Regions from separate parts of the Homo sapiens genome. Here region 2 is linked to region 1. A link is an interaction called in ENCODE POLR2A ChIA-PET data of the cell type or tissue named here. Cell type or tissue: PC-3. All regions are shown on one strand. Each heading gives the region's core, and the rest is flanking DNA. Links, peaks and the distances in the headings are about the cores only. Region 1 has its middle 120 kb from the start of LINC02521. Region 2 has its middle 29 kb from the start of LINC02521.

Region 1 (15,567 bases), core at 4,393-12,392:
TAGACCCAAAATAATATATAGTGCTTAACTTTTCTCAATTGTGTTAAAAACACAGAGTCAAGATCCATGACCCAGTAGAGACATGCACAGGATATGAATAGACAATTCAAAAAAAAAAAAGGAAAAGTACTTGTCTGTTGAACATAAGAAAAGAGGCTCACTGTACTTATTATCAGAGAAATACAAAGTAAAACTATACTGCGAGGTAATTTTTCATAAATCAAACTGGCAAAAATCCAAAAGTTGCTAATCTTTCTCGTGGTAGAAGCTGTGGGGAAACCACTCTCATGCATTGTGGGGAGAGTCTAAATTGCTACAGCCCCAGTGAAGGTCTATTTAGCAACAGCTATCAAAATTACAAATGTGGCTGGGCACAGTGGCTCACGCCTGTAATCCCAGCACTTTGGGAGGTGAGGTGGGCAGATCGCGAGGTCAGGAGATTGAGACCATCCTGGCTAACACGGTGAAACCCCGTCTCTACTAAAAATACACAAAAAATTAGCTGGGTGTGGTGGCGGGCACCTGTAGTCCCAGCTACTTGGGAGGCTGAGGCAGGACAATGGCGTGAACCCAGGAGGCGGAGCTTGCAGCGAGCCCAGATCACGCCACAGCACTGCAGTCTGAGTGACAGAGCAGGACTCCGTCTCAAAATAAAAATAAAACAAAATTACAAATGCATATTGCCCTTTGACCCAGTAATTCACTTCTGTAACTATCCTACAGATATACTTGCACATGTGCAAAAAACTGACATATATCTACAAGGTAACTCATGGCAGCATTGTTGGTAGTAATAAAAGATTGGAAACCTCTAAAATTTCCATTAGCAAGGTTTATTTAAATACAGTATGGTACATACAGTTTTTTTTAATGAAGAGGCTCTCTATACCTATGATATGGAAATATATCCAGATACAAAATTTTGTGAAGAAGCAAGGTGAAGAAAAGTATGTGCATAGTATGTTCCTTTTGCGTAAAACCGAAAGGGGAGATAATAATATATATTTGTGTTTGCTAACACTTATGCTTAAAAACTCTGGAAAGAGATACAAAAAAAATTAAAAGTTTTTATTTTTAAATTTAGATTCAGGGGGTACATGTGCAGGTTTGTTACAAGGGCATATTGTTTGATTCTGAGATTTGGACTCATGATTCAGTCACCCAAGTAGTGAACATAGTACTCAATAGGTAGTTTTCCAACCCTTCCCCTCCTTTCATCCCCTCTTTTGGAATTGCCAGTATTTATTAACCCCACGTTTAGCTCCCACATATAAGTGAGGATATGCTATATTTGGTTTTCTGTTTCTGCATTAATTTGCTTAGGATATGGCCTCCACTGCTTCCATGATACTGCAAAGTACATGATCTCATTCTTTTTTATGGCTGCATAGCATTCCATGGTGTGCATGTACCATATTTTCTTTCTTTTTTTTTTTTCTTGAGATTGAGTCTTGCTCTATCGCCCAGACTGGAGTGTAGTGGCTCAATCTTGGCTCACCGCAATCTCTGCATCCCAGGTTCAATTGATTCTTGTGCCTCAGCCTTCCTAGTAGCTGGGATTACAGGCATCTGCCACCATGTCCAGCTAATTTTTGTGTTTTCAGAAGAGTTGGGGTTTCACCATGTCGGCCAGGCTGGTCTCAAACTCCTGACCTTAAGTGATCTGCCTGCCTTAGCCTCCCAAAGTGCTGGGATTACAGGCATGAGCCACCACACCCGGCCTGTACCACATTTTCTTTATCCAAACCACTGGCAAACAAAAGTTTTATGGGAACAGGACACATAGTGGATAAAGGCAGAAGAAAGACTTTTTACTGAATACTTTTGCATATCTTTGTTTTATTTTGAAAACGATGTGAATGTATTACTAATCAAAAAGATTCAATAATTTTCAAAATAGAGATGTTAAGAAATCACTTTGCCAAAAAAATCAAAACACCAAATGTCTGTTTGATTTGGTTTACTTTGAGTTTATATTGCAATATAATCATAATCACCTACTATGAAAGTCGGCATGTATTTTGTGGTGATTGATTTTTTTAATGTTCTTTAAAAAATACTTATTTCTTATTTAGACTTAGAGTTAGCAGTGATGGTTAGGTAAGATATCGTAACAGTCCCATAGGAATATCTTTATTACATAAATGCTAAACAGCCTGCTAAATTCTTATTGCAATATTAACACAACAGCCTCCTCACCAGCTTCCACCTTGCCTTCCTCTGGTCCATTCTCAGCTCGGGAACCAGAATCATCCTGCTGAAAGTATGAATAAGGTTGTGTCATTCTTCTGCTCGAAGCCCTCTTGCTCTTGTAAAAGTCCTTACAGTGGAGTATGAGGTCCTATAGACAGCAGTGCCCAGCTTGTGGCAGGTGTCACTTTGGCTCCAAACACACTCTTCTTTGCCTGTCTTGCAATGCTGGAGCTGGTCCCTGTTGATATTCTCCTGACACAATGCTCAGCTCTGTCAGCAGAGGGCACTGCAGGAGGAAGGAGTAAAATAACATTTCAAGGCCAAAGCAGAAAGCATGTGGTTCAAAATCCAGGTCATCACATTCCAGAACCTGCACTTTTAATCTGTTTACACTGTTGGTTCCCCATTTTTGGCAGGCAGTTAGGTGGTGGGTTAGGGCATCTCTTCCAGTTGACAAGGGCCATTGCTAATATTATTTAGCAAAGATATTTAACAAACTTTGAAACCACCTGTCTATATCTTCATTTAGCTTGGTCTTTGACAGCTATCAAATGAGAATGTTTTGATGTTTTTGCAGCAATTCTGAGGTGAAGGGCTAGCTCTTTGTTCCCATCTATAAGTTTGTCATTGCAACCCCATCAGAAACAGAAATGATGTGTCTGTTCTTTCATGCGTGATATCTACTGGTGAATATTAATTTAGTGATATGTTTTCGAAGGTCACTGGGGATTGATTTCAAGCTTACTTGTTCATCATTTCCAAAATTCAGCCATTATGCTTAGGCAAGTAAACAAGCAGGACCTTGCCCAGCTCCCTGCTTCTGGTAGTACTGTGATGATGCTCCATGAGTTAACGTAGCAAAGTGACCCTGAAATTACATCACCAAGGTTTTCCAATAATCTGGATGTTTATCTATTCTTGATTTAATATCTTGCTAAAATTCCCCAAACAAAAAATTCCAATAGGTAATATCTCATAATAAAATACTAAAACATCCATAATCGTCAATTGCTTCTGGTTTCTAAAAATTATAGGCTATTTTCCTAATAGGTGCATTCATAACCCAGTCATCATAAACTCCAAGATACTAATTTTGTTCAAAATCTATGGTGATCTGACCCAACTTGAAAGACTCCAGGACTGCTCTGTCCTCTTTCTCTGATACTTATGTGCCCTAGGATAAAGTGTTGCCTACTAGCGAGTCTTTGCCCTTCCTGGTCACTGTATGCCTTGTACAGTTACGTGTTCTGCAGGCTCTGTGTTGATACATGTCCACCTTGTAAGAAAATCCAACTTCCGGGGCCCAGGCCAAAGATGTGTTAATCTAAATCATAGTAACAGTCATGAGACATCACTCTTTCTCTATTTCCAAATTTCCCCCATTTGTTCTTTCAAAGGTTGGCTGTGTGCCTCTGCACAACATGTCAGGGCCAAGAAGTTGCTTCCAGCTCATCTAATCTGGAGAGATGGGATTACCTGTCAGACTTAGATTTTGCTGCTTTTGTAAAATGAGTCTACAGGATAGAGTGGCACAGAGTGGGAGTAGAAAAATAAAACTCTAAGTGACAGACTCTCAAGGGTGAGAAGTTGAACGTGTGAAGCGTTGGGGTTTAAAGACCCTGCAGTCCAGATGGGCTTTTTGTCACCTGTGGGAGCCCACACATAATCACCAGTGGACCCAGCGCCCTGAGTTCAACTGGTCAGTAGCTGCGAGAGAGCAGGAGCCAGGAGCGATCTTCTTTGGAAAAAGCACATTTATTCAAGGGATACACGTCAGGAGACAGCAAGAGAGAAGGTAGAGGGGGGCGAGGTTGGGGAGGAAAAGGGGACGTGGTGAAGAAGGAAGGAAGTGAAGTTCCCTCTGTGGTTAGATGATTAGTCATGAGTAATGTGCTCTTTACATTGTTGTGTTATGTTTTTTGTTGTTGCTGTTGGTCAGAAAGGTTCAAATATGTGTAGACAGAGAATTTTTTTGTGAAAGATCCTACTACTTGAACTGAAGCCATTTTCTGAGGCCGGGAAGCTCGCTTTGTAGAAGGAATTTTAGTGTTATCATCATAAATTTAAAAGAATCAGGCTCTTGTCTTTCCTTGGCCTTGGTTGGTTTGTGTTTTCAGAACAGCTGTGCTATAAAAATATGCCCTCAAACACATGTGCTTTAAGTGGTAGGATCATAGAATTCACAAAGACACACACTTTAAAATGCTGGAGTTTGCAATCCCCAATAGTGATATAATTGTTATGAATTTGCGCCGTACAGCACAGCACCAACACTGATGGAGTAAAACCCACAGGAAATGCAAGAAGAAATATGCAGAAATTCACCGACAATAGGAAACTCAGTTCATGTTAGATCAAGCACATGTGCACACATACAATGTAAAAAAACAAGACCTAAACCAGTAATGAAACGGATCTAATTGCTATATGTCAGATGCTATACTCTCAAATTAGAGAATGAACGAATCCTTTTCCCAAATGATCCAGTAATAGTCATAAAAATGGACTAAGTCAGGCAGAGAGAAAACATCAATTGTTTTTAAGTTAAAATGTACAAACATTTTTATCATAATTCAATAAAATAAGAAGTCAATAATAAAATTAGAAACTAGAGAACAAATAAACAGGGCCGGGTGCAGCAGCTCACACCTGTAATCCCAGTACTTTGGGAGGCCGAGGTGGGTGGATCGCCTGAGGTCAGGAGTTCAAGACCAGCCTGACCAACATGGTGAAACCGTGTCTTTACTAAAAATACAAAAATTAGCCAGACGTGGTGGCACATGCCTGCAATTCCAGCTACTTGGGAGGCTGAGGCAGAAGAATCACTTGAACCTGGGAGGCAGAGGCTGGAGTGAGCCGAGATCATGCCACTGCACTCCAGCCTGGGTGACAGAGCGAGACTCCATCCCAAAAAATAAATAAATAAAGTAAAACCACCACTAAAATATTTTGAAAACTCTTTTTTAATTCTTCTGTCAATGAAAAATCAAAATCAACATCAAAATTGCAGAATATTTAGAAAATAATGATAATTAGAACAATATATATATAAGCCTATGGGGTGCCAGTAAAGCAGCGTTCAGAGAAAAACAGTAGCTTTAGATGTTCATATTGTTAAAAATAAAATATGGAAGGCAAGTACATTAAGCCTGCATTTTAGGAGCTTGAGGAAAAATAACAGAATGAATGTAAGGAAAACAGAAAGAAGTAATTTCTTTTTTTTCTTTGAGACGGAGTTTTGCTCTTGTTGCCCAGGTTGGAGTGCAATGGTGCGATCTTGGCTCACCACAACCTCTGCCTCCCGGGTTCAAGTGATTCTCCTGTCTCAGCCTCCGTAGTAGCTGGGATTACAGGCATGTGCCACCAGGCCCAGCTAATTTTGTATTTTTAGTAGAGACGGGGTTTCTCCATGTTGGTCAGGCTGGTCTCGAACTCCTGACCTCAGGTGATCCACCCGCCTCAGCCCCCCAAAGTGCTGAGATTATAGGCATGAGCCACCATGCCCGGCCAGAAAGAAGTAATTTCTATGGATAAAAACAGAAATGAAACAATTTTTAAAAAGAAAATCAGTAGTACCCATAAATAAACTCAGCTGTTGCTTTCAGTAAAACTCATATCAAAAAACATTAGCATGAATAAGGAGAGAAATACAAACACAAAAATTTAGAAAGAATAATGCAAATAGAGTACAAACTTAAAATTATAAGAGACTAATGTCAAAATGTTATACAAATAAATGCATATTAATTATCAAAATTGATCCCTAAGCAGAAAAATCTACTCAGACCAATTAACACAGAAGAATTAAAATTAATGAAGATCTGCTCCCCAAAATGCATCAAATCTGGACATTTTCCACAGATTCCTATCAAGCCTTAAGGATTAGGTCACTCTAGTGCTATTTAATTTGTTTCAGAGCATTCATATTCTTTCTATGCAAGTAGCATAACATTGATAACAAAACCTCCCACAAATTATTGCATAAAAGAAAAATACAGGCCAATTTCATTTGTGAAGACCCATGGAGAAAACACACACAAAATAGTGCAGATAAGAGCAGACCAAGAGGAGCAGCATGAACAGGGAACACTCAACATCCTTGGGCAAATGTGTAGTGCCTTGTTATCCATGCTGTCTGAAGCACAACAGGCAACCTGGTAGAGCCGTCTATGAGACTAGGGGAGAAGGATCCTGACTCTCGGGTTGAGGGGCTTTTGTACTGCATTACTAGAGAGGGATTGGCCCTTGCCTGGTGTAATCAGTGCTAAAATGCAATAAAATGCAATACCAACATGATGCTATAGGACCTTGGTTTCTGCTGTAGCATACCAGCCCATGGCTCATGGAGTCTGCAGAGAAGCATTGTACTCTCTGCCTCTGGTGAGAGAGGGATTGATTCCTTGCAAACCTTGGGGTTCAAACTTTGCAGCTATAGTTAATAAAGAAGCAATGTAATGGCAGGATTTATCATCTCAGCATTCATGTTTAGGGAAATACCAGCTCCTACCCTGGCACATTCAGGAGCTGGGATCCAGGCTTTGCAATTGACCAGAAATGATGCTTAAACACTGCACTGTAGCCAGTTTCCACGTAGCTTGAAAGACCAGCTCTCTTTCTGGCAGCCACATTTCAGGAGCTCAGTCTTGGACAGACCAACTTTTACCTCAATAAGTAAATAGAATCCAGAAAAATACTGAAAGAGTAATATGCCACACCAAGTGCTTTATCCCAAGAATTCAAGGATGGTTCAATATTAGGAAATCTGTTGATATAATGTACCTACTGAAATGTTAAAGGAAAAAATATGATACAATCTTCATAGATAATGAAAAGTATTGGTAAAACTCAACATCCAAAATCTATTCTTGATTTTTAAAATACTTAATAATTTAGAAAAAGTTTATTTGGTAAGAAGATTCTCTTTAAATTCAGAAACAAATAAAAGATGTCCTTTATCATCACTATGATTTAAAATTGTTCTGCAGGTACTAAAATTTCAATTAGATAAGAGAAAGAAATAAAAACACAAAATTGGAAAACAGAAGGTAAAATTATTATAATTTTACCGAATAGACTCAATCTAAAATCATTGTAACCAATAATAGAATACAACAACATTTTTGAGTAGAAAACTTCTATGATAAACAGACATTATACCACTGGTGGAATTTTTTAAATATGATGAAAGAGCTGGGCAAATTTACACATGCCTGTAGTCCCAGCTACTCAGGAGGCTGAGGTGGGAGGATTGCTTGAGGCCAGGAGTTTGAGGCTGCAGTGCATCTTGATTTTGTCTGTGAATAGCCTCTGTACTCCAACCAGGGCAACATAGTGAGATACTGTCTCTTAAAAAAAAAAAATGAAAGAAAAGACCCCATTTGTGAAAGTAATAAAAAAAAAAGCATATAATGAATAAAAACATGCAATTCCTAAATGCTACTGAAGGACAGAAATAAAGACTTGGACAAACACAAAAAAGGTATTTCCCTAAATTAATCTATAAATTTACCATAATCCCAATAAAAAACCAACAAGATAGTTTTTACTAGATAAGTTGATTTCTAAAGTTAGTATGAAAACAAACAGCACAACCGTCGCAGACCCAGGAAAGGAAGGGCAGTGCTTCCATGGAGGTTAGAGTCATGCAGACCCAGGAAAGGCAAAAGAGTATTCCAGATGAAGAACAGGGGTATGGTAGACCTAGGGCAGGGAGGGGAGTGCCCCCCATGGAAGACACAGCCACTGCAGACCCCAGGCAGGCAGGTGAAGCATTCAGTCTCTGTTCCCTCTCATCCTCTGGTATTCCACTGATGTTGCCCATTGATCAAACCCAACTGGACACCAACCTCCCAGGACACAGAACATGCTGAGAAGGGTAGAGAACAGATCCGGGCTGAGTGGCCAATAAACAATAGCCAACACAGTTGCCGCCTGCCCCTGAGGCTCAACTGTCCCCCATGGAGGGCATGTCCTTTCTTCCGAGATTAAACCACTGATGGCATTTCCAGAGTTCACTCCTACTTTATGTTCACAAGGATTGATAGACTTTACTGTCTTGGCAGGTGTGAAGTACAGTCACTGAGAAGCTGAAGTGTGTTATAGAGAACGGATTCATTATTAGCTCACCAAAACTACCCACAACATCTCCAAAAGTAAATAAAAATTTTAAAAGAAAAAAAAAAAGACTAGCCAGGCATTTTCTGTGGGGGGATTGTTTGGACACCATTGAAAATCAGTGTTGGAATGATAGGTTTAGAAAAGCCAAAATGCTCTCTTAGGATAAATTCCATCATCCATAAATTCCATAAATTCCATCCATAAATTCCATCATCCATAAAATAGGATCTTTGTATTCCCTGTGGTTATCAGGCATAGGAATGAAAATAAAATGACGTTGATGAAAGTATTTATTCAACTGTAAAGAATTAGGCAAATATAAGGTTGGATTATTTGCTTCTAGATCATGGCATGTAAAAATTATATAAAATGTAAATGTTAGTGTCCATAAATAAACTTTTGTTGGAACACGACCACACCCATTTGTTTACATATTGACCTTTGGGAGTTTGTGCTACGACTGCAGAGGTGGGTAGTTGATACAGACACCGTGTGGCCCACGAAGCCTAAAGTAGTATCTGGCCCTTTACAGAAAAATGTTGCCTCTAATCTAGTAGAAGAAAACAAATCTATAAACAATTAACTGTAAATAGGATGAGTCGAGTTTGCAGGGACAGAGTCAAGAGCAAATGCGGGAAAAGATGACCTCTTCCTGCAGGAGGCGGGGGCAGAGTGAGGGGCCAGGAAGGGAGGCTAGCCCCTTATGAGCACTGGCCTGCTGCACTGACCATAAAATGTCAATAAACGTACACATCAGCAGGACTTCCTCCAGAAAGCACTTTTCCAGTGCTGGTGGTGGATTTATACAGATCCCACCAAATATTCATCCTTTACCCCTGTGGCCAACACCAGCACTTGCTGGATTGCTGGATGATTCGATGGCTGGACATTTTAGAGACACTCTGCCCAAACATGGCATAACTGACTTGCTCAGAAATTGAAGCCATGCCAACCTATACATTTGTTGCCACTGGGTTGCCATCAACTACGCTAACTGGCCACAGATAGAAATGGGGATTTGTGGTTGGAGGTTATTCAAAGATGAAAAATAACAAAAGGAATTGGGTTGGAAATCATGGCCCACAGCTGGAGGGATAACTCCAAGATCTTCAGCAAAACCATCTCCAACTCACTGCAGGACTGAGACAAGAAGCTACAATATGTGATGAAAGACAGTTGAGAACAACAAGCCTCAGCAAACAGCAGGCCCCGAAGAGCAAGTGGTAAGGGGGCAATCTTGGAAAACAGCACAGCAGAGCACACAGCCTCCTGTGTCCAGCCAGTGCAGGAAATTCATCTCGTCTCCCCAAATTCCAATAATAAAATGGGTTGACATTAGCAAGAATGATATGCCACTGGCTTATCTGAAATGAACTAGTTGTCCTAGGGGTTATGGTGCTAGTTGACAGTGCCTCTCCTCCTTCTCCTTCCTGCCATGTGTTAGCCATGCTTGCTGGCTCACCATGCTCATGGCAAGAGATGCTAGCTGAGGATGCCGGAAGGATTCCCAAAGAACTAAAGGAAGGCGAAGATTTGCAGTACAGACAGGATTCACAGTAACCTGGAGGGGGTGTGAGGGCACCCCCTGCATCTCGTGCAGGGTTGATCAGAAGAGATCCTGAGGTGTTTGGAAATCCTGTCTTCTACTTGAGCCCCACGCAATCTGGTCTTCTGCTATTCAGTTACCTGGGAGGGAGCTGAGTCTCTGGTGTCGCCACTGGCCAGCCTCAAAGAGCTATGCCCCTCCCTCCCCATACACCTCCTGCCCCGGCGTGCCACCCCCTCTTTCTGAATCCCAGAATAGCAAAGAGTTGAAGGCATCTTTGCACAGAGCTTCAGGTTCATTTCTGTTTCACTCTCATCCTCATGATCCATGTGTGCTGTACTCTTCGGGACCATGGCATTTAGCCATGGGACTATAAAGGAGCCTGGCTCGGACTTGGTCCTTGCCTAAAAGGAGACAACCAATTAGCGGCAGTGATAACTACTCTATAGCATTTCACAGATTTAAAATGCTTACATCTTATATAGCCTCACAATAACGCTGTGGGGAGGATCATTTTATTCCCCCTTTACAGACAAGACAACCAAGACCTAACCGAGACCTAGAGAGGCAAAGTAACTTATCCCAGATGCTTTAGCTGGGAAGCAGCGGGGTCAGGGTGGGGTCTGGTTTTCAGAAGCAGAGTCCTTAGAGTTCCTTACCTGAGGCTGCCTGGAGATAACGCTATGAATAAAATCACTGACTCAGCGCAATGCGTTACAAAAGAGTAAATTTCAAAAGTTCTTTGTTTATGCCTATCCCAGAGAGCAAGATTCTCCTTTAAGAAGTAAAAGCTAGGTAGAAAGTGAATAAATGAAATATTATGCCACTTGTTTTGAAAGCCTCATATTTATACATTCCTTAATTTGTTTTTCACTCACCATATCTGAATGGCTAATGCCACGGATAGAAAAATTCATCATTATTTCCAGTTTCTTAATAGGGTCCTCTAGCATCTGACAACCAGAGAATCATAATTGTCTATGTTGCTAACTAGTATGAGTTTAGATATTCTGTTAGCCAGGCAACTACTTAAAGCAAACTTGCGAGCTATAAACAATTTTCTTTGGAAATATCTGCGGTGACTGATTTAGCATTGTTTGTTTGTTTTCGTTTAAGAAACTCCACTGAGAACTCTGGGTTCTGAAATACGTAACTGTTTGAAAGCTTCCTTGATTTTCTAAATGCCATTTGCCTTCTGAGAGTCAAAGGGCAAACTTGAATATAACAATATTCAAGTTATTTTTTAACAGATTATCTAAAAGCCTGAACGGAGTAAGGTTATACATATTTACTTACTGAGAGCTTGCTTGGTGGAGACACCACCAAGCATTTCAAATAACTGAAGACAATTCCTGCTACAACCTTATGGGGCCAGGTGACCACCTGCGTCTTTGCGGGTGGGAACCTGAGGATCAGACTTGCAGAACGCCCACCTCATAGTGGCTGAGGTGGGGCTCGGACTGCCCTGCCTGACGCCAACGCTGTGCAAGAAAGGCCAGCTCTCCATTACACCTGTTCCCAGGGTGTGGCCACCCCTGGCAAGGTCCCCATCTTTCTTTTTCCTTCTTATCTTCCACATACTAGGCAGGCACCCAACATTCTCTTGCTTTGTTTTCATTTTCCAAATCCACCCAATGGAATCTCTCCTCTCAGGAAGAATCTGATAAACGTACTGAGGAAACAAAAATGTCCAGAGAAGCTTCGCGTGTGCTCTCCCTGTTGCAGGGTATTCTCGTGGAGGACAAAGTCCTTGTCTGGCAGACATCAAAGGCATGGGAGGGTGTGACTGTGGAATTTCAGGCCTCAGTGAGCCAAGGGGAAAGAATTTCGAAAGGCAGAAGATCCAAAAGTCACACCGTTTAGACAGCTCCCACACGGACGCCCTCTGAATTCTCCCGCAGCGTGCCTTGCCTTCTGTGCTTTACTCATGGCCCCTGCACACCTAAGTGTGAGAAATACAAGTGGCTTCCTCGCCTGCTAGTAGAAGCCCTGAGTTATTTTTTAACAAACTCTTATGTCGTATCCACCACATGCTAAGAACTTTGTAAATATTAATTCATTTACTTTTCATACGAATCCTGTGAGGTAGGATTATTATGATTCTCATTTTGCAAACGCAGAAACTGAAGTACAGTGAGAGTAAGTAACATGCTCAATGAGAAAGGAGGTGGCAGAACAGAAATCTGGGCCCAGGCAATCTATGGTCTTATTCCATGTTAAATTCAGAGACAAGCCTAACCCTCAGGTTTGCAAATCTGGGAGTAGAGTTTCCCGATGAATGAACGATCCGAGGGCAGTCCACTGGGGGACGAGAATGAACGTTGATATTTGCCCACTGAAACGAGTGAGGGCTGTTGTTAGATTGCAATTATATGCTGAAATTTCCCTTAAATAATAGTAAAATTACAGAGTGAATTCGGGAGCTGGAGATACCTTAATGATCATTTGATCTAATTGCCCACAACTGTCTGCATTTTACAAAACCCAGAGACTCAAATAACAAGGAAAAGCCGGGCACAATGACTCACAACTGTAATCCCAGCACTTTTGGGGGCCGAGGCAGGTGGATCACCTGAGGTCAGGAGTTCTAAACCAGCCTGGCCAACATGGCACAACCCCGTCTCTACTAAAAATATAGAAAAAAAATAGCTGGGCATGGTGGTGTGCGCCTGTAGTCCCAGCTACTCAGGAGGCTGAGGCAGGGGAATCACTTGAACCCGGGAGGCGGAGGTTGCAGTGAGCCGAGATCCCATCACTGCATTCCAGCCTGGGTGACAGAGCGAGACTCCATCTAAAAACAAACAAACAAAAACAGGGTAAGTCTACAAGACACATTGAAATAAGTATAAACACAATGTGATACGAAAACATAAAGAATAGTATGTGGTTTCTGTGTTCAAGGACTACGAAGAATTGGAGAGACAGAGCAAACCACCAAAAACCCCAGGAGCAAAAGGGAAGTGGGAAGGAAGCACACGGGTTACACTGACTGTGTGGACCTGCGTGCTGCCGGAGGAATTCGGAGCGGCTCTGTCAGGGAGAACTCCTCAGGGAAGGGGAACCTGAATCCCGAAGGATGGGGATACTGAGGCCTGTGCGGTCTCCATCTCTCCCTCCATCCATGACGGGAGGGCCAATCGCTCACCCCATTGCCAAGCTGTCTTGTGTGTTTACTTCAACCATGAGAAATTTCTGAGGAGCAGTTGAAGCGATGTGTGTTCCTAAAGGTAGGCCTGAAAGAAGGCACTGTGGCTTATGGCATGAGTTTTATTTACAATTTCCCGTGACAGTTTTAAGCCTATTGGCGTTCCTTACCTTACTCTTCAGAGAATTTTTATTCAAGAAAATCAACAAATCGTTCATCCCTGAAACACTAGATGGTTTTGTGACTCTGAGAGTATTATGGAAATTATAAATGATAAGGAAACTCTGGGCCAAATTTAAGTTTTATGTGACTGTCCAAGAATTATAGAGGATGGGAACCTGACCCTTTGAGAGTTAAAAATGTTGCTAAGACAGAGAAGACTGGATGCACAGAGCCAAAGTGTACTAAATCACATTGGTGGTGCAATTATCTCCCAGCAAAGATCCGTGGAGGTGAAGGTCAGGCTGGGGGTCCAGAGGATGGTTAGGGAAACAGGGTCCCCCTTGTTAAAATAAAGCAATTAGTTTAATATATACTGTAGGGAAAGGAGAGAAGGGAAGGGAAATTCCCCTTGTCAAATGTCGAGCGTTTTGAATACCGCTTAGAGCAAAAGTAATAAGGCACTCTTCATGAAAAAATTAGCCATATACCACGTCTAAGTGCAAACATGTGTGTTCTTTATGTCTCTAATTCATTTCAACTTCTGTTAACTGGGAATATTTTTATGTGCATTCTCCGTTGTTCCCTTTCTCACTCTAACAAAAATGTGTCAGGGGGCAGGAACGCTGCTCATGGTTGCAAGTACATTTACATACCATAAAATATTTAATGGCTCTTTCTAGTATGGTTAAGCCCCACCAAATGGCTAAACCAACTTTAATTTACAATTCATGGACCGAAGCATCTAAAGGGCCATAATATTTTGCTGCTGCTAATTTATATCTCTTAGAGAGACATTAAATTTAAAATCGGCCATTTAGAAGTTCCAACTTCACATTCCTTTCTGTAAAATAAAGACCCAAACATTTCTTTACTTCCAGGAGTTTATGTTCTTTGCCATAGCAGGGAGCCGCATTTCTCTGATAATTTTAAAGATCTTTGCTCCCTACAGAGAGTGTTTAAAAACCACCTTTGAAAATAACCAATTTTGACTTAACTAGAAACTGGAGTTTGTTTGGTTCTTACAGAAAGAATGAAAAAAAAAGTTTCTGCAATGAAATACACAACAACATGGATGATGATTTTCAAAAATATTATGCAGATAACACAAAGGATAAATACTGGAGGGGATGGATACACCATTCTCCATGATATGATTACTATGCGTTGCATGCCTGCATCACAACATGTATCCCACAGATATATGCACCTACTATGTACCCACAGAAATTAAAAAATATATATTATGCAGAGTAAAATAAGCCTTACCCAAAAGGGTGCCTACGGTGTGACTTCATTTAACAGATGTTCTAAAACAGGCAAAATAATATATATTGAAAAAAAAAATCAGAACATTGGATCATCTGGGTGGAGGGAGACAGAGGAGGAGGCCTCTCCAGTCAGAAGAGGCCATAAGGGAACATTCTAGGGTGGCGGTGATGCTTCATGCCTTGGTAAGGATTTGTTACCCATTTGTCAACATTCTGCCAATATACACTTAGGGCATACATTTCATTTTATGTTAATTTTCCTTCAAAAGAAAAAACTGTAAATGAATATAGAACTCTGATTAATGACGTAATTAAGGATAAGTATAGTGATGTCTGTAATTTACTCCACAATGCACCCAAAGAATATAAGGCGGTCTGATGAAGGGAGTGATCTGAGTAGTAAATAGTTAATGGTAGAATCTAGTAGATAATATACAGCTATTCCCATAAAATCGTCTCAACTTTTTTCATGATAACATGAAATTTCTCATAATAACACGTTGCGGGAAAGTAAAAGGCAGGCGGTACTTATTAGCAATTAGGCCGGGAACCCAGGCTTCGGCTGGGAGCATCTCAGACAAACTGGACATGGGGCCACCCCACGCGTAGCGGATCCTGACTCTTCATTTAAACCTGCCTCAAGGCCACTTTCATGGAGTCAAGATATGTGTTTCCTCTGGATTTTGTTATACAGTGCTCAGAGTCCTCACAAAACTATGCAAAAGCCATGCGTCACCCCTTCTTCCAATACAGAAGCTGGAGAATTTGTGTGTAGCAAAGGGCAGATATGAGAGCCAGTTCTGAGCGATGATAAGTGAGTAGATTTATTACAGCTGAGCATCCCAGAAAGCTTTTTAAAGAGGAGAGAATCAGCAGGCTTCCCCTTCTGCCCTTTTTCCGCCTCTTCTCCCTTTGCCTTCCTTTGCCTCCTTATGCCTGCCTGGAATACAGACACAGTGCCTGGAAGTAAGGCAGTCACTTTGCAACAATGAGGATAAAAACCCACAATCCAAGGGTGGCAGAGCAGGAAGCCAGATGGAGCCTGGATATCAACCGTGTTCCAGTTACACTGAGATGTCTTGTTACCTGACACAAATACATCTCTTATTATTTAAACATCCTTGGGTTTTCGGTTA
Region 2 (15,567 bases), core at 3,458-11,457, 88 kb before region 1:
GAGTCCCATGTAATCACAAGGGTTCTTGTAAAAGAGAGGCAGGAGGGTCAGAGCCAGAGAGAGTGATATGGCCGTAGAAGCAGAGTTTAGAATAATGGGATGTGAAGACTCAACCTGCCATTGTTGGTACTGCAGATGGAGGAAATGGACCACAAGCTGAAGAACTCAGGTGGCCTTTAGATGCTGGAAAAGACAGTGAAATGGATCCTCACCTGGAGCCTCCAGAAGGAAAATCATCTTGCTGATGCTTTGACTTTAGTATAGTGGAACCCAGTTCAGACTCTGACCTCCACTCTCACACAACAGACTCATGTTTTTTTTTCTTTATGTACATATATATATGTATTTTTATTATACTTTAAGTTCTGGGGTACATGTGCAGAACTTGCAGGTTTGGTACATAGTTATACATATGCCATGGTGGTTTGCTGCACCCATCAACCCATCATCTACATTAGGTATTTCTCCTAATGCTATCCTTCCCCTAGCCCCCCATCTCCCGACAGGCCCCAGTGTGTGATGTTCCCCTCCCTGTGTCCATGTGTTCTCATTGTTCAACTCCCACTTATGAGAGAACATGCGGTGTTTGGTTTTCTGTTCCTGTGTTAGTTTGCTGAGAATGATGGTTTCCAGCTTCATCCATGTCTCTGCAAAGGACATAAACTCACCCTTTTTATGGCTGCATAGGATTCCATGGTGTATATGTGCCACATTTTCTTCATCCAGTCTAGTGTGGAGATTTCTCAAGGATCTAGAACTAGAAATAAGATTTGACCCAGCAATCCCATTACTGGGTATATACCCAAAGGATTATAAATCAGACTTGTGTTGTTTTAAGCCACCAAGCTTCAGGCAATTTGTTATAGCATCAGTAGGAGACTCATATACCCTGGGACCCTCAGTGTAAGCCTACCACCGGGCAGAGAACGTGTGCTCAATGTTTATCAGAAGAATACATGGTCCAGGATGAAAATAATACCTAACACTACTTAGCACATAGCAGAAACTTCACAAAAAGTATGCCATTCAATCAAATCCCTATGTAACTGATATTATTATTATCCTTATTTTTAAATGAAGGGGCTGAGATAAAAAAGGTTAGATAAGTAGTCCAAGCTCATGCAGAGAGTAAGTGGCAAGTCGAGATTTGAACCCAAGCAGGGTAGCAGAGCAGATATGGGTGTAGGCACTGAAACCGGACAGCCTTGGGTATGTTCAGCTCTGGGCAGGGCTAGGCACAGTGGCTCACGCCTGTAATCCCAGCACTTTAGGAGGCTGAAGTGGGAGGATTGCTTGAGGCCAGGAGTTCAAGGCCAGCCTGGGCAACATAGAGAGACCTTGTCTGTACAAAAAATTTAAAAATTGGCTGGGTGTGATGGTACATACCTGTATTCCTAGCTACTTGGGAGGCTGAGTCGGGAAGATTGCTTGAGCCCAAGACTCCAAGGCTGCTGTGAGCTGTGAGCCCTGCTCACGCCACTGCACTCCAGCCTGGGCGACAGAGTAAGACCCTGTCTCAAAACAAACAAACAAACAACCTCTGGGCAAGGTGTCATGCTTTGGTCTTCTCATCTGTAAAATGGGAATAGTAACAGTCCCTGCCAGAGGTTATTATAAGGGTTAAATGAATTAGTCCAAATAAAAGTCATGGAACAGAATTTGGAACACAATGAGGGCTCCATAAATGTTAACTACGATCATTACAAAGACAAAGCTTGTAAAGAAGGTCCCACAATCACTAGATGAGGAAACATGTGAAGCCACTTTGTATGTCTAATGTGCATAGAAATGTAAATTGTCACTATTATTCTTCTTAATCATGATTGTCATCACATATCAGTAAGTGGCACAGGAACTTGTCCGCTATGATCAGGAGAATGCAGTTTACAAAATCCAGAACTAAAACTGTAAATGTACCTATAACACTTGGAGAAGGGGAGAGAGCTGATCTCAAACTAATTGATGTTAGTTTAGGGGGATTTGGTTTCTTGAGTTGATGCCTATTTCCTACCAATACGTTGGACACAGAATGACAACTGGGTAGAAATCCAGTTTCCTAGTCCCCCACACCACTCAGCTGGTCCACACGAAGCCAGCTGGACTGAGGGTGGAGATTTCTTGGTACCATTTACCAGACTCTGAGACACTCCTCAGAAGGAAGTTAAGATATGAAAACATTGACAGTGATGAATCACTTGCTGGCCAGGCTGCAGCAGCAATGCTGGGATTCAGAGCAATCACTGCCACCTGGAGCCTCATGAGAGGACATTGCTTGTGTTGCTCCAGAGCCCTATTATGGTCATTTACTAACATTTGCAAAGCTGTAAGTGAAAAAGTTATCAAGGGAATGAGAAGACATGCCACAGACTGTGAGAACATACTTGCAAAAGACACATCTGAGAAAGGACTGGTATCCAAAATAGACAAAGACTCTTAAAACTCAACAATAAGAAAACAACTCAATTAGAAAATGAGCCAAGAGACCTAGCAGATCCCTCACCAAAGAAGGTATACAGATGGCAAATAACTGTATGGAAAGATGCCCCACATCACAGTCATCAGGGAAATGCAAATTAAAACTATGAAATACCAGCACACAGCCGTTAGAATGGCCAACATCAAATGGTGAGAATGTGGAGCAACAGGAACCCTCATTCATTGCTGGTGGGAACGCAAAACAGTACGACCACATTAGGAGACAGTTTGGCAGTTTCTTACAAAACTAACATACCCTTATTATATAATCCAGTAATCATGCTACTTGGTATTTACCCAAAGGAGTTAAAAACTTATGTCCACACAAAAACCTGCACACAGATATTTATGGCAGCTTTATTCATAATTGCTCAAACTTGGAATCAACCAAGATGTTCTTTAGTGGGTGAATGGATAAATAAACTGTGGTACATCCAGACAATGGAATATTATTCACACTAAAGAGAAATGAGCTAATAAGCCATGAAAAGACATAGAGGAGCCTTAAGTACATGCTGCTAGTTAAAAGAAGCCAATCTGAGAAGGCTCCATACTGTGACTCTAACTATGTGTCATTCTGGAAAAGGCAAAACTATGAAGACAGTAAAAATATCAGTGGTTGCCAGGAGTTAGGGGGAGGGAGGGATGAATAGGTGGAGCACAGAGGATTTTTAGAGCAGTGCGACTACTCTGTATGATACCGTAATAGTGGATGATATCATTATACATTGGTCCAAATACCAAGAGTGAACCTAATGTGAACGATGGACTCTGGGTGGTGATGATGTGTGAATATGGGTGGGTTCATTGACTGTGACATGTATGCCACTCTGGTGAGGGTGTTGATCACTGGGAGGCTGTGCAGAGGGTATATTGGAAATCTCGTCACCTTCCTCTCTATTTTGCCATGGCCCTAAAACTGCTTTAAAAAATTAAAGTCTTAAAGAAGACTATGTAACTTTGTAATTCTACGTCCAGTATCTGTTTAGTAGAAACAGTGGGAAAGGAAGCACATGTGTGGATAATCCTGGAGAAAATGGAAAGAACCCAAGAAACCTGGACTTGGCCAAAGAAAGATGGAGCCCAAGAGTTTGAGCCCAAAGAAAATAACAAAACAATCAAGGACGAAATTTACCTTCAAAGCTCAGACTGAAAACGAAAACGCCCAACGTTCAACCTTGTTTTTTGTTTTCTTTTCTCAAGGCAGATCCCAGTCAGTGTATTTGCTTCTACAAAGCAACATATGAGGTTTGACAAGCAAGAACCCATTGTTAGGAGTGACGGCTCATGGAGAACACTGAAACTACACTGCTGTTATTCTGACATTTTTAATGCCACTGCTTTTCTTTCAATCCTCAGACATGTATTCATCATATTAAGAGTTCAACATATCAGATCTCCCGGCAGCAATGGTAAGAGTGTGGGCAGTAAAATTTGGCAAACTAAAGGGAAAAAATGTATCTTTCACCATTCAAAGAAACACCACAGCAGCTCGACATTAGATTTATGGAGTTACCCTACCTGCTTTTCCCCAAAACTTAATGAAACTTTTCATAGGTCTTTCCAACACACAAGAAGCTGTTAAGAATTCATGGTCTATTTCGCCTCTCAGAGAGCCTAACAATACATATTCCCTTTTACATTGAATGTTGAGTGTTTTACTTTTCTCCACATTCATCCTCTCTCCAAAACTAAACCCTCTGCCCCTCCTGTGGCTGGAAGTGTCTGCTCTATGGGTGACCTCTCAGCTACAGCCTCAGTCTCCTATGGCCTCCTCCTCTTCCTGCGTTTTATGGATAGTCTGTCTGTTCTATTTTTTTAAATGCTGCATAGGAAAATCTACATCTGACCCCATCCTTCCAATGATTGCCTAGTTCCTTTTAACAAAACTTTTATAAGAGCGTCTATTCCATGCCATCTCAAGAAATCTGTCTTTGATTCACCTCATCCTTCAGCACACCAGACAGGTGTTGGTGTTTTGGCTTATATTTATTCTACGCCTATTTTCTCTCTAGTCTTGTGTGAGTCTGGGTGTCCCTCTAGCCTGCCCAGATGACTACTATCATTCCAAAGGAATAATATTGCCCCTGCTGTTGCCCCAGATTTTCTAGTGCCATGCTACATATACAGTAAATCAGTCAGACATTAGGTTGATAATTCCCATGGGCAGGCAGGCAGGCAGTCTCTTCCATTCACTGCTGTACCCCTAGCACAGTAAAGGGCACATGGTACACCCTTGACAAACCAATAAACGACTAGAGACATGGGTACTCCATGAGCACATACAAAGAGACTACTAGGTCACAGAGCTGTGTGATGAGCTCTGGGTTCTAAGCCAATTTTTACTGGATGCCAAAACAATCATTCCGTTTAATCAAAAACTCAGCTAAGTAAATAAAGTAGCTTTGGATGATAACTCAAAGTATAAAATAAATAACCACGAACTCATACGGATATCAACAAATGATTGAAAAAATAAATGAATTGAAGAAAAGAGACAAATGTTCTGTGCAGAAAATTTCAAATAATTTCTGTAGATACTCTGCCCTCAAGGATGGGGAGTATTAACTCCCCACCCCATAAATGTGGGCTGCAGATAATGACTTCCTTCCAAAGAGCACAGTATGGAAAGTGGGGACATAGAGGAACTTTTCCTCTAGGTGAATGTATTTGTCGAATAAATTTTTGGAAAAAGAAGTTTGGGTCAAAGGGCATTTGCATTTATAATTTTAGTAGGTATTGCCAAATTCCCATAGAAATTGAAACCAATATATGTTCCCATCAGCTTTTTTTTTTTTTTTTTTTTTTTGAGATGGAGTTTCATTCTGTTGCCAGGCTGGAGTGCAGTGGCATGATCTCGGCTCACTGCAACCTCCACCTCCCGGGTTCAAGCGATTCTCCTGTCTCAGCTTCCCAAGTAGCTGGGACTACAGGTGTGCACCACCACGCTCAGCTAATTTTTGTATTTTTAGTAGAGGTGGGATTTCACCATGTTAGATAGGATAGTCTCGATCTCTTGACCTCATCATGAGCCCGCCTTGGCCTCCCAAAGTGCTGGGCCCTTCAGCTTTTAATAAATGTCTTTCCTCTACTCCATTGCCACCAGCATATTAACCTGTTAGGTTTGTTTTTTTTTTTTAAACAACCTGGGAGTTGGAAAATGAAATCTCAGTATAGTTTAATTTGCATTTTAATTATCATGAGTGAGGCTGAGTATCTTCTCACCTATCTAAACTTCTGTGATCTTGTCTGGAAAGTGTCATTTTCCCAATAGTTGGTCTTTTTTCAATTGACTGTGGGAGCTATTTAGGTATCAGGTATTCTTTGACGTTGTATGAATTAACAAGTACTTTCCCCATTTGTTGCCTTACAAAGGCCACTATAACATGGAATTTAGATGTATTGCCAACTGACTGTGTTGGATCCATTTAAACACTTTGTTTTTATAATTAAAAGCCGTTGGTAACACATACTGTTTCATCTCCTGAAATGACTTGAAGAACCATATATTGAGATATAAATATAAATGTTATTTTGATTCTTTTGGTAGCAAATAAGTAGGATTCACCCCCCCACCCTGCTCTATTTTGTAGAAGTTTTATTAAATGCCTATAATCCTATTCATTAATTATAAAAATAGAATAACAGATAAATTTAAATATTTGCTCTACATAAACCTATTTTGAATACTCTGGCAAGATCTAAAGCTTGTTTACTAAAAAGCCTTGGTAAAACCAACAAATTATACATACCTCATGAATATAGTTTTCAAGAGTTTTTTGCTCCACAAAAAAAGATCTGCTATTAGGATTTAATAAAATTTTACTGAAAAATATATACTGCCCTTTCTGGGATTAAGCAAGCACCTGGCTGCTGGCTGACACTTCAGGGGACATCAGCATCAGCTCTGTTCTCCGATGTTGTGTGTGGCTGGGCCTCCACCCCAGAGCTTTGCAGATACACAGTTCAACAGCGATGTTCCCAGTAGCTCGACACCAGAAAGGGACAGTGATGGGGCCTGTTCCGTCACATCACGGCATCTCACCTGCCCTCCTGCTCTCTACCTGCATCGAGGAGTCTCAGAGAATCCCACATGACATGAACCTTGAAGCCTCAGGGGTAGGCCCTCCAGCCCCTGAGCAGAGGCCGCAGAGTTAACGTTTTGAAAGTGGTTTTCTGTTGCTAAAAAATGTGTGGTTTATCACAGCCCTAAAAAATGTCCAATGATTGGGATTATCCCCCTTCTCCTTTCCTGTGTGCCTTCAATTAGCTGAATGAAAGCAAACCCGTGGCTTTAGAACCTGAAATAGCTGGAGAAAAGTGATGCAGATTTCAGGCGAGATGAAAGAGTGGAACCCAGAAGCCTAATTAAAAGCAACTGAGAAACCAGTATTTGATACGGCGTTCACTCACCTGAAAAAATAAACCAAGAGCTCCAGCAAGCTTTGCTGGAGGGTTGTCGGAGAGGGGCTGAGACGTTGCACTCAGGTCACAGGAAGGCCCGACTCGCAGGACACAGAGCCTCACTATTTCTTTCCTCTTGGAGTCAGGGGAAGGTCAGCCAGCCCGCCGAGGCCACCAGCCCGGCCTGCTTGACAATAGCCAGTTAGCCAGCAAAACTTTCCTCCAAGGTGGCAAGGGTGACAGCTATCCATCCCCAAACGCATTGCTTTTTTAAAAATCTTGAAATGTGCATGATTTGTTCAACATCACTTTCCCCCTGATTTTCCCTGCTTCTTTTTCTTCTCACACTTCTCTTCCTCCTGCTTTTACTACTCCCCATGTCATCTTTCTTAAATGCAGGGCATTTCTGTACATTCAGCTTATGGTTTGTTTTTGATGGCAGAAACTATCAAGGACTCACTGAAAGAATTAGTCCTCCTTTACCAAGAGGAAAATTCTCTTGGTTTTGAGATAAATCAAGGCCCAAGGTCAGTCAAGGGAGGAAATAAATAAATGAGCCTCTCTTTCATACATTGCATATTTTTAAACCTACAAATCAGCCCCCCGAATGGAATGCTGGCATATAAAAGCAGCATTTGGGATCCCGCTAAATGCAACTGCCATCACGTCCAAGATTTTAGTTGGAGGCAAGAAAAAGGACTTAATTTTAATTGCTGGGGGAGACGTCCTTCATTCTTTTCCTTTCCAAGTTTGATATTCATGACCTTGGGTAGGATGGGAGGTGGGGAATGTGGAAAGATGGATATGGGGTCGCGGTGGTTTTATTACTGTAAGTAACTGAAACAACAGCCCCGTTTTTGGAACAGTCTGTTCAGGAAGCAGAGACTAGATGCTTCCCCCTCAGTGGGGTCACAGTTGGCTTTTCTTGACTTCACGCGTTGTCGGATGGGATCCACAGTGAACTGAGGTTATCAACACCGAATAGCAGCTACCATTTCACATTGCAGGATGCACTTCAGAAACCACACACCAGCGCGAGGATCTCACATGGACATTACTGTTGTTATCTCTTAAATGCTTTGGGAACACCAAGGACCTCTCACTTTGTTGGGTATTGTAGAGAGGTTTTATAGGAAGTGATGAAAATATGGCCTTTGTCTGTAAGGAGTCAACCATCTTAAAGTAACATGTTTATATAAACACAAACATTCACCGTTGTTCCCAGAGTTCACTTAGGTTGGTCATCTTCCTTCCTTCCCTTCCTTCCTTCCCTTCCCTTCCCTTCCCTCCTTCCCTCCCTCCCTCCCTTCCTTCATTCCTTCCCTCCTTCCTTCCTTCCTCCTTCCCTCTTTCCTACTGTTTCTCTGCCTCTCTGTGTATTTTCTTCTTTTCTTTTCTTTCTTTCTTTCTTTCTTTCTTTCTTTCTTTCTTTCTTTCTTTCTTTCTTTCTTCCTTTCTTTCTTTCTTCTTTCTTCCTTTCTTCTCTCTTCTCTTTGTGTCTCTCTCTTTCTCTTTGCCTCTCCTTCCCTCCCTCCTTCCTTCCTTCCTTCTTTCTTTCTTCTTCTCTTTCTTTCTTTCTTTTCTCCTCCATTCTGCTTCTATCTTTCCTGACCTGGTTTCCCATCATGAAACTTCTCTGCCTTAAGCTTAGGGCCAGCATTTAAAGATCACCCTCTGTACAGTACAAGAGGCTATTTGCTTTGCCAAATGATTTCTTGCTTCTGTTTACTTTGGGGACCTCACAGACAGATTTAATCAATTGCATTTATCAGTATAATCTGTTCAAGGCTCCTCTCCTGCTGTATTGTTTTCCCTTTTACCCCTGATTTCCTGGCTATCCCCCTGCTTCTACCCCCAGACCCAGTGTAAGGTGTTTTATACAAGTCCTCAAATAACCAAATAATCATGGATTTTTTTACATAACATATTGGGCTGTTTTGTATGTGTATGTGCTTTAATTTACATAAAGGGCATTATGGTGTACATTGCATTCTTTTTCTTACTTTTCCCACACGTTCTGTCCATGTTGATGCAGAGAACATCACAGTGCACACAGGCCACATGGGCCTCTGCCGTCACTCCACATGCATGGCAGTGGCTGGCTATGGGAAGGGACTTCCTTCTAGAGAGACAAGATGGAGAAATCAGAATTATTGGTCCCAATTGGGCCAGCTACATAAAACAGCAGGTGATATGAGGGCAATCTGTGTAATTTTTTTTTTTTTTTTTTTGAGACAGAGTCTCGCTCTGTTGCCCAGGCTGGAGCGCAGTGGTGCGATCTCGGCTCACTGCAAGCTCCGCCTCCTGGGTTCACACCATTCTCCTGCCTCAGCCTCCAGAGTAGCTGGGACTACAGGCGCCCCCCACCACGCCCGGCTAATTTTTTGTATTTTTAGTAGAGACGGGGTTTCACGGTGTTAGCCAGGATGGTCTCCATCTCCTGACCTCGTGATCCGCCTGCCTCTGCCTCCCAAAGTGCTGGGATTACAGGCGTGAGCCACCGTGTCCAGCCCAATCTGTGTCCTTGAATAAATGTATCACCCTGGTGGGAGCTAACTGAATGCACTTGGGACCCCTGCCACATGCCCATGTGGCTCCCCGGAATTCCCTTCACGGCAGGTGCCACAGGCGTAATTATACCATTATTGTGGTGCTCATTGGTGAACATCTGAGAGCTCCTAGCGGACGGGTCTATGTTCCCTGGTTCACTGCTGCATTCCCAGGGCCTGGCTTAGCGCCAGGCTGATGTGGGAGAATCACTGGAAGCCAGGAGGCACAGGTTGCAGTGAGCCGAGATCATGCCACTGCACTCTAGCCTGGGCAACAGAGTGAGACTCCGTCTCAAAAATAAACAAATAAATAAAAACAAAAACAAAAGAGGTGACACTAACTACTCATAAGTCATAAGGTTGTTTCAAGGATTCTTTGCAGCCTTTTATGCCACTCTGGCTGAGTGTTGCCATTTTTTATTGGGCCCCCAAAGTGGGAGTCTTTGTCCTTAGATTCTGACATCCCTCCAAGCATGACACCCCATTTACATGATGCCTTCTTTTAGTTCCCCAGTGTCCCCTTTTCTCCAGCAACCGGAGGTGTACAATGTTGCCCCCAAAAGATCCTTTCCAGTAGACCATCATCAGCACCCCTGACTCCCCCTCACTCTGGTCTTGCTGAAGCTCTCTCCTGGGAAAGGTGGATTCTCCGATCAACTCTACAGGGAGTTTAAAAGGGCAAGCTCTGTGGTGACCACCTCCGGGCTTATTTCCTTGGGATGAACTTCAGGAAGTGAATTGTTGGCCAAAGAATCTGTCTTTTACATACTGCTTGCAATAGCTCTTTATATTTAAGGACGCTGGTTCTGTATCTGGAATACATATGGCAGGTATTTTTCTGCTTTGTGAAGTGACATTTCATTTTGCTCAGGAGATTTATGGAATTTATCACATGCAGTCAGAGATACTGGTAATTTAGTTTACAATCCCCGACTTCAATGTTGTTTTTAGAAAGGGCCGTTCAAACACCCAAATTATATAAATATTTAGCTAAATTTCTTCTACTACTTGTAAGGTCTCATTTTTAACACTTTATCTCTTTAATCCATCTGGAATTTATTTTGATATTTGGAGTAAGGTAAAAAGCTTAATTTTTTCCAGATAGGTAAGTAGGTTTCCTGGTACATTTAATAATCTTTCCTTTCCTTGTTTATACGAAGCGCCAAAGTTATCTTATATTAAATAATGATATGCACTTGTGCCTGTTTCTGGATTTTTGAATGATCTTTCTAAATCTGCTCTGTCTCTTTTTACATTAACAGAAACCTGTTTTAACTATGTAGCAAAATACACATTAATATGTAATAATAAAAATACACTCATCATCATTTTCAGGTATTGTTATTAATTTTTCTTAGTTATTCCTCCCAAATTATTCCTCAAGTTTAAATTTGTAATCACTTTTTAAAGTTAAAGAAAATATTGGGGTTGTGATGGAGATTGCATTAACACTTTACGTTCCATTTGAGGATAATTTACATGGATGTACTATATCTTCTCACTCAGCAACATGATCTGCCTTTCCATTTTATTGCCTTTTTTTTTTTTTAATCTTAATAAAGTTCTTGGCCAGGCACAGTGGCTCACGTCTGTAATCTCAGCACTTTGGGAGGCCAAGGTGGGCAGATCACCTGAGGTCAGGAGTTCGAGACCAGCCTGACCAACATGGTGAAACCCTGTCTCTACTAAAAATACAACAATTGCCCGGGCACAGTGGTGGATGCCTGTAATCCCAGCTACTCAGGAGGCTGAGGCAGGAGAATCACTTGAACCTGGGAGGTGGAGGTTGCAGTGAGCCGAGATCGCGCCGCTGCACTCCAGCCTGGGTGACAAAGTGAGACTCAGTCTCATAAAATAACATAAAATAAAGTTTTTAAGGCTTTTTTCTAAATAAATACCTTCTATATTCCTCTTAAAATAAGTTTAATTTGTAGACAGTTCACATTTTTAAAGCTATTGTGAACATTTTGCAGTTCTGTTTAACATTTTCAACATATTTCTTTTTCATAACTCTCTGCTGCTAGATGCCTCATTACAAGAGCTAATTGTCCTAAAATATTTTAGGCAATGTTCGACTCATTTGTTAGTATCTGTGAATAGCTCTGAATTTCCTTATCCCTGAGGACAATTTTCTGTCACTTCACCAATATTTACTCCTCTGTCTTCACCCTGTTGCTTCTTGACAACAGTAAATAGGAGTGGTCAGCATGAGCCTCCTCTTCTTAACTTTGATAGAATTGGCTCTAACTGACACCATCAAGTATGATGTTGGCTGTTGGTTTGAAATATTCTTTATCATATTAAAGAAGTATCCAGTTTTGGCTTTCTGAAAGTTTTCATTCTGAAAGGATGTTGACTTTTACCAAATGCCTACAGTCTATCTGCTAAGACCCTTAATGGGGGCATCCTGTGTTCATCTGCTTTGATCAGAGACACAGATTGATTTGCTGCCATTAATCAGCCTTAAGTTCTAGAATAAACCCTACTTAAGCGTGAGTTTATGCATTGATATTCAAAGTTTAGATTTACTTATAGATTCTTTTCTTTTTTGCTCCTTCTGCCAGTAAAATTACCTGATGTGACTTTCCTATTTCTACATGTTTTTAAATTATTCATTATTATTATTCCCTAAAAGCTTAAAAGAACTTGCGCATAAAAAAAGTGGTTTATAGAACTTTTTGAAGCAATTTATTTGACATCTTTTCTCAATTTCTTCCATGGTATTGGTCTGTTCTAATTTTCTATATTTCTTTCTTCTCAATTCAATTGCATTTCAATTTCCCATTTTATTACCACAGAGTTATACATAATTCTTTTTCATAATATAATTTTCAAAATGTGAAGGCTTATTTCTGCCTCTGTGTTCATAGACATCTCAGTCTGTTCAGGTTGCTGTAACAAATCACCATAGAATGAGTGGCTTATAGACAACAGGAATTTATTTCTCACAGTGCTAGAGGCTGGGAAGTCCAAGATCGAGGTGCTGACAGATCCTGTACCTGGCGAGGGCCCTCTTTCTAGTTTGCAGATGGCCATCTTCTTGTTGTATCCTCAAAGGCAGAAAGAGAGATAAAGAGCTCTCTGGGTTCTCTTGGTAAGGGCACTAATTCCATCATGAGGGCTCCTCTCTAATCACCTCCTAAAGGCCCCACCTTCTAAGACTATCACCTGGGAGGCTAGGATTTCAACAGGTGAATCCTGGGGGATGCAAACCTTCAGACCAAAGCAATAGAGGACATGGCTAACATGAAGAAGAATGAGGGAAGAAGGTAAGACATCTCTCCAGGCCTCAGTGAGATGCAACCCTGTGGTGCTGAGAAACCTAAGGAGCCAGAGGGTTCTAGTAGCTCAGCCCTGTGTCTCGATTGCTCACAATGAAGATGGGGAGGTGTATGCTGTGAAAGCCACACACAGCTTGGTGTAGCCAGGTTGGCCCAGGGTATGCTGCAGTAACAAGCACAATTTCTCACTCACGCTCCATGTCTTATCTGGATTACAGACAGGCTGTGCTCATCAAAGTCCCCCAGGGTCCCAGGCAGACGAGGCTCCTACAGTTATCATTGGCCATGGACAGGATGTAAAGAATAGTGGCCTGACACTCACAGCTTCTGCCCAGAAGCAACACACACCACATCCTCACCTCCATTGCCAAAGCAGGCCTGTGGCCATAGTTAACTCACAGAGGGTGAGGCACAAACCTGCTCTGCACTGGAAGTGAGAGCAACAGCACCAATGACTACCACTGGCTCTGAAAAAATCAGCTTCACCTACTCCCTCACGTTGCCGGAGCAATGTCCACCAGCTTAGACTTCTGCGGTTCACAATTTAACCCCCAAAGTGAGTGATGTAGTATGTTAAGGTTTCTGGAAGAGAAAAGGAGAAATATTTTGGGGGGAGTTGGGGTGGATGTTGCCTTTTCGTGCTCATCAAATCATTCACCAGAAGTGACTGCTGACTTTGCTGGGATGTGGCCATATAAGAAAGGACGCCATGACCTTGGGTAAGCATGAGAACCATGAGCTAATTAAAGAGCATTTCCAACTGTCAACTGGTGGTGTCATTATAGGAATTATTCATTGCAGTTAAGGACATCTAGAGCTTTCCCAAGATGGGGTAGTACAATGGTGAATTACATGTGTCAACTCGGCCAGGCCGTAGTACCCAGTTGTTTGGTCAATACCAGTCTAAATGTTGCTGTGAAGGCATCTGTTAGACGTGATTAAGATTTGAATCAGTAGACTGAGGAAAGCAGATGACCCTCCATGATGTGGGTGGGCATTATCCAATCAGCTGAAGGACTTAGGAGGAAAGGCTGAGGTTTCTGGAAGGAATTCAGTCTGACCGCTGCAACATCAATCTCCTAACTGAATTGCCAGCCTGCCTGCCTGACAAACTTCAGACTTGCAGGGCCCCACAACTGTGTGAGCCAATTCCTTAAAATAAAATTTCTTTCTCAATGGATAGATAGATTAGACACAGAGAGAGAGAGAGAGAGAGAGCAAGCAATCCTATCCGTTCTGCTTCTCCAGAACACCCTGACTAATGTAGGAGGCCCCACAAGAGGCAATTATTTCTTGTTTGCAAGGCCACTCAATAGAGATGCTGCAGAAGAAGTGTTTGGGCATTTCTGGGGTAAAATTTGGTAAATATTAAATACTCTGTCCTCAGAAGAAACCCATACACCCATCCATTGTATGTGCACACACTTTTGCTTATGATATTAGTGAGTTCAGTCTCCCGGAAGCTTATTCCCACCCTTTCTGACTAACATGGAACTGTGATCCTCTCAACCCTGCAAAGTTATTTTGTGTCACTGAACCATCAAAGAACCTTCCTTTTCATAGTTCTCCCCAATCTCCCATGACTTTGTTGCCTCATGCACCACACACAGAAGAGATGGGTGTGACCATGAGCGTGGGGAGGTTGAACAGTGCTGGCGTTGGACACAGGGCAGGAGCAGTGAGGGGCAGGCCCACCTGCAGGGGGCCCTGCAGTCAGCCACACACGGCGCCACTCCTGTTGCGGTCATGTCACCCATGCCACCATTGCTGCTGTGTGCCTGTGTGGCTGCCCAGGTCTGTAAGACAAGTAAAAATGATCACCAGGACAAAAGAATGGCTTAAAATATTTCCACTTAAGAGAAAACAAAAATAAATGTCAGGACCAATCCTACCCATGGACGAGGCCTTCAGACACAGAGGCCACCAAAAGCTAGCTCCTCTCCCCAGCACTTGGCTCAGATAGGCCCTGCCCAAAGGGAGCGCATGGGCACTGAGGAAGGTCCGGTGACCCCCAGCGCGCGCACACACACACACACACACACACACACACACACACACACACACAACCTGTGGCTGTGTGTGGCTGGGCAGTGGACACTAAACTTAGGTTGCCTTCTCTTTGAATAAATACAGTGTTTGTGCTTCCACAAGAGTTAGTTCAAAGCGTCCTCAAAGAATCATCCTAATATTATAATGCTCATGAAATCCAAAATGACAGACCCACTTTTTTTTGTTCATATTCAGACAAAGAACAGAAAGGTGAAGTGACTTTCTCAGAATTAGAAGAGAGTACTGAGAATAGAACTGTGGTCTCCTTGCTCTAAGTGTAGAATTAAATCAGTCTCCGAACCTGACGTATAACTGGCCCTTGTGTGGACTTTTTGATCCCCTCTAATTCTCTAATGTGTGTCTCAGAATATTTTGGATCTGGCTTTATTTTCTTAAAGCAGTAAAGGACCTCCTTATGTTTCCATTCACTTTATTTTAACAGCATTTTTTTTTCTTTTAATGATTTTTTTCCCCCGGAGCTGTTTCTACGTGGAGGAAGTGCGGTATAGCATCTAGAGGAAGCCATATGTCTGTGGTCCATTTTCTTTGACTGGAGAGACTGAGTGGTCTCAAATAAAAAAACACTGCTTGCCAATTGTCAGGCAGGCAGGTCAGGTGATGAGGAATTGGGGTGAGGGGCTGTGGTCTCCGTGGCCCCTAATCCCTCTCTCTCCCACAACCCCTCCCACCCATAAGGGTGTAACTCTCTCACTGGCTTACATGGAGCCTGCATCTCTCCAACATAACACTTCTCACAGTTGCAATAAAACAGTTGTGTGTGTAATTAATGGTTTAATACTTGTCTCATG

The links. Peaks named below come from ENCODE experiments on the same cell type or tissue, not always from the same donor. Only the 100,000 strongest peaks of a DNase experiment are listed, where the experiment ranks them.
Region 2: POLR2A ChIA-PET joins it to region 1 with 5 read pairs; 2 of 35 experiments call an interaction of 5 or more read pairs at or near these places.

The regions. Positions count from the first base shown.
Region 1 is chr6:2,511,250-2,526,816 of GRCh38, reverse strand. No RefSeq gene overlaps it. Among named protein-coding and RNA genes, the nearest start is that of LINC02521, 120 kb to the left of the region's middle. In PC-3, for the core only: no CTCF peak of the experiment used is centred there; no DNase peak of the experiment used is centred there; H3K4me3 peaks cover 151 bases; H3K27ac peaks cover 1,907 bases.
Region 2 is chr6:2,597,922-2,613,488 of GRCh38, reverse strand. No RefSeq gene overlaps it. Among named protein-coding and RNA genes, the nearest start is that of LINC02521, 29 kb to the left of the region's middle. In PC-3, for the core only: no CTCF peak of the experiment used is centred there; no DNase peak of the experiment used is centred there.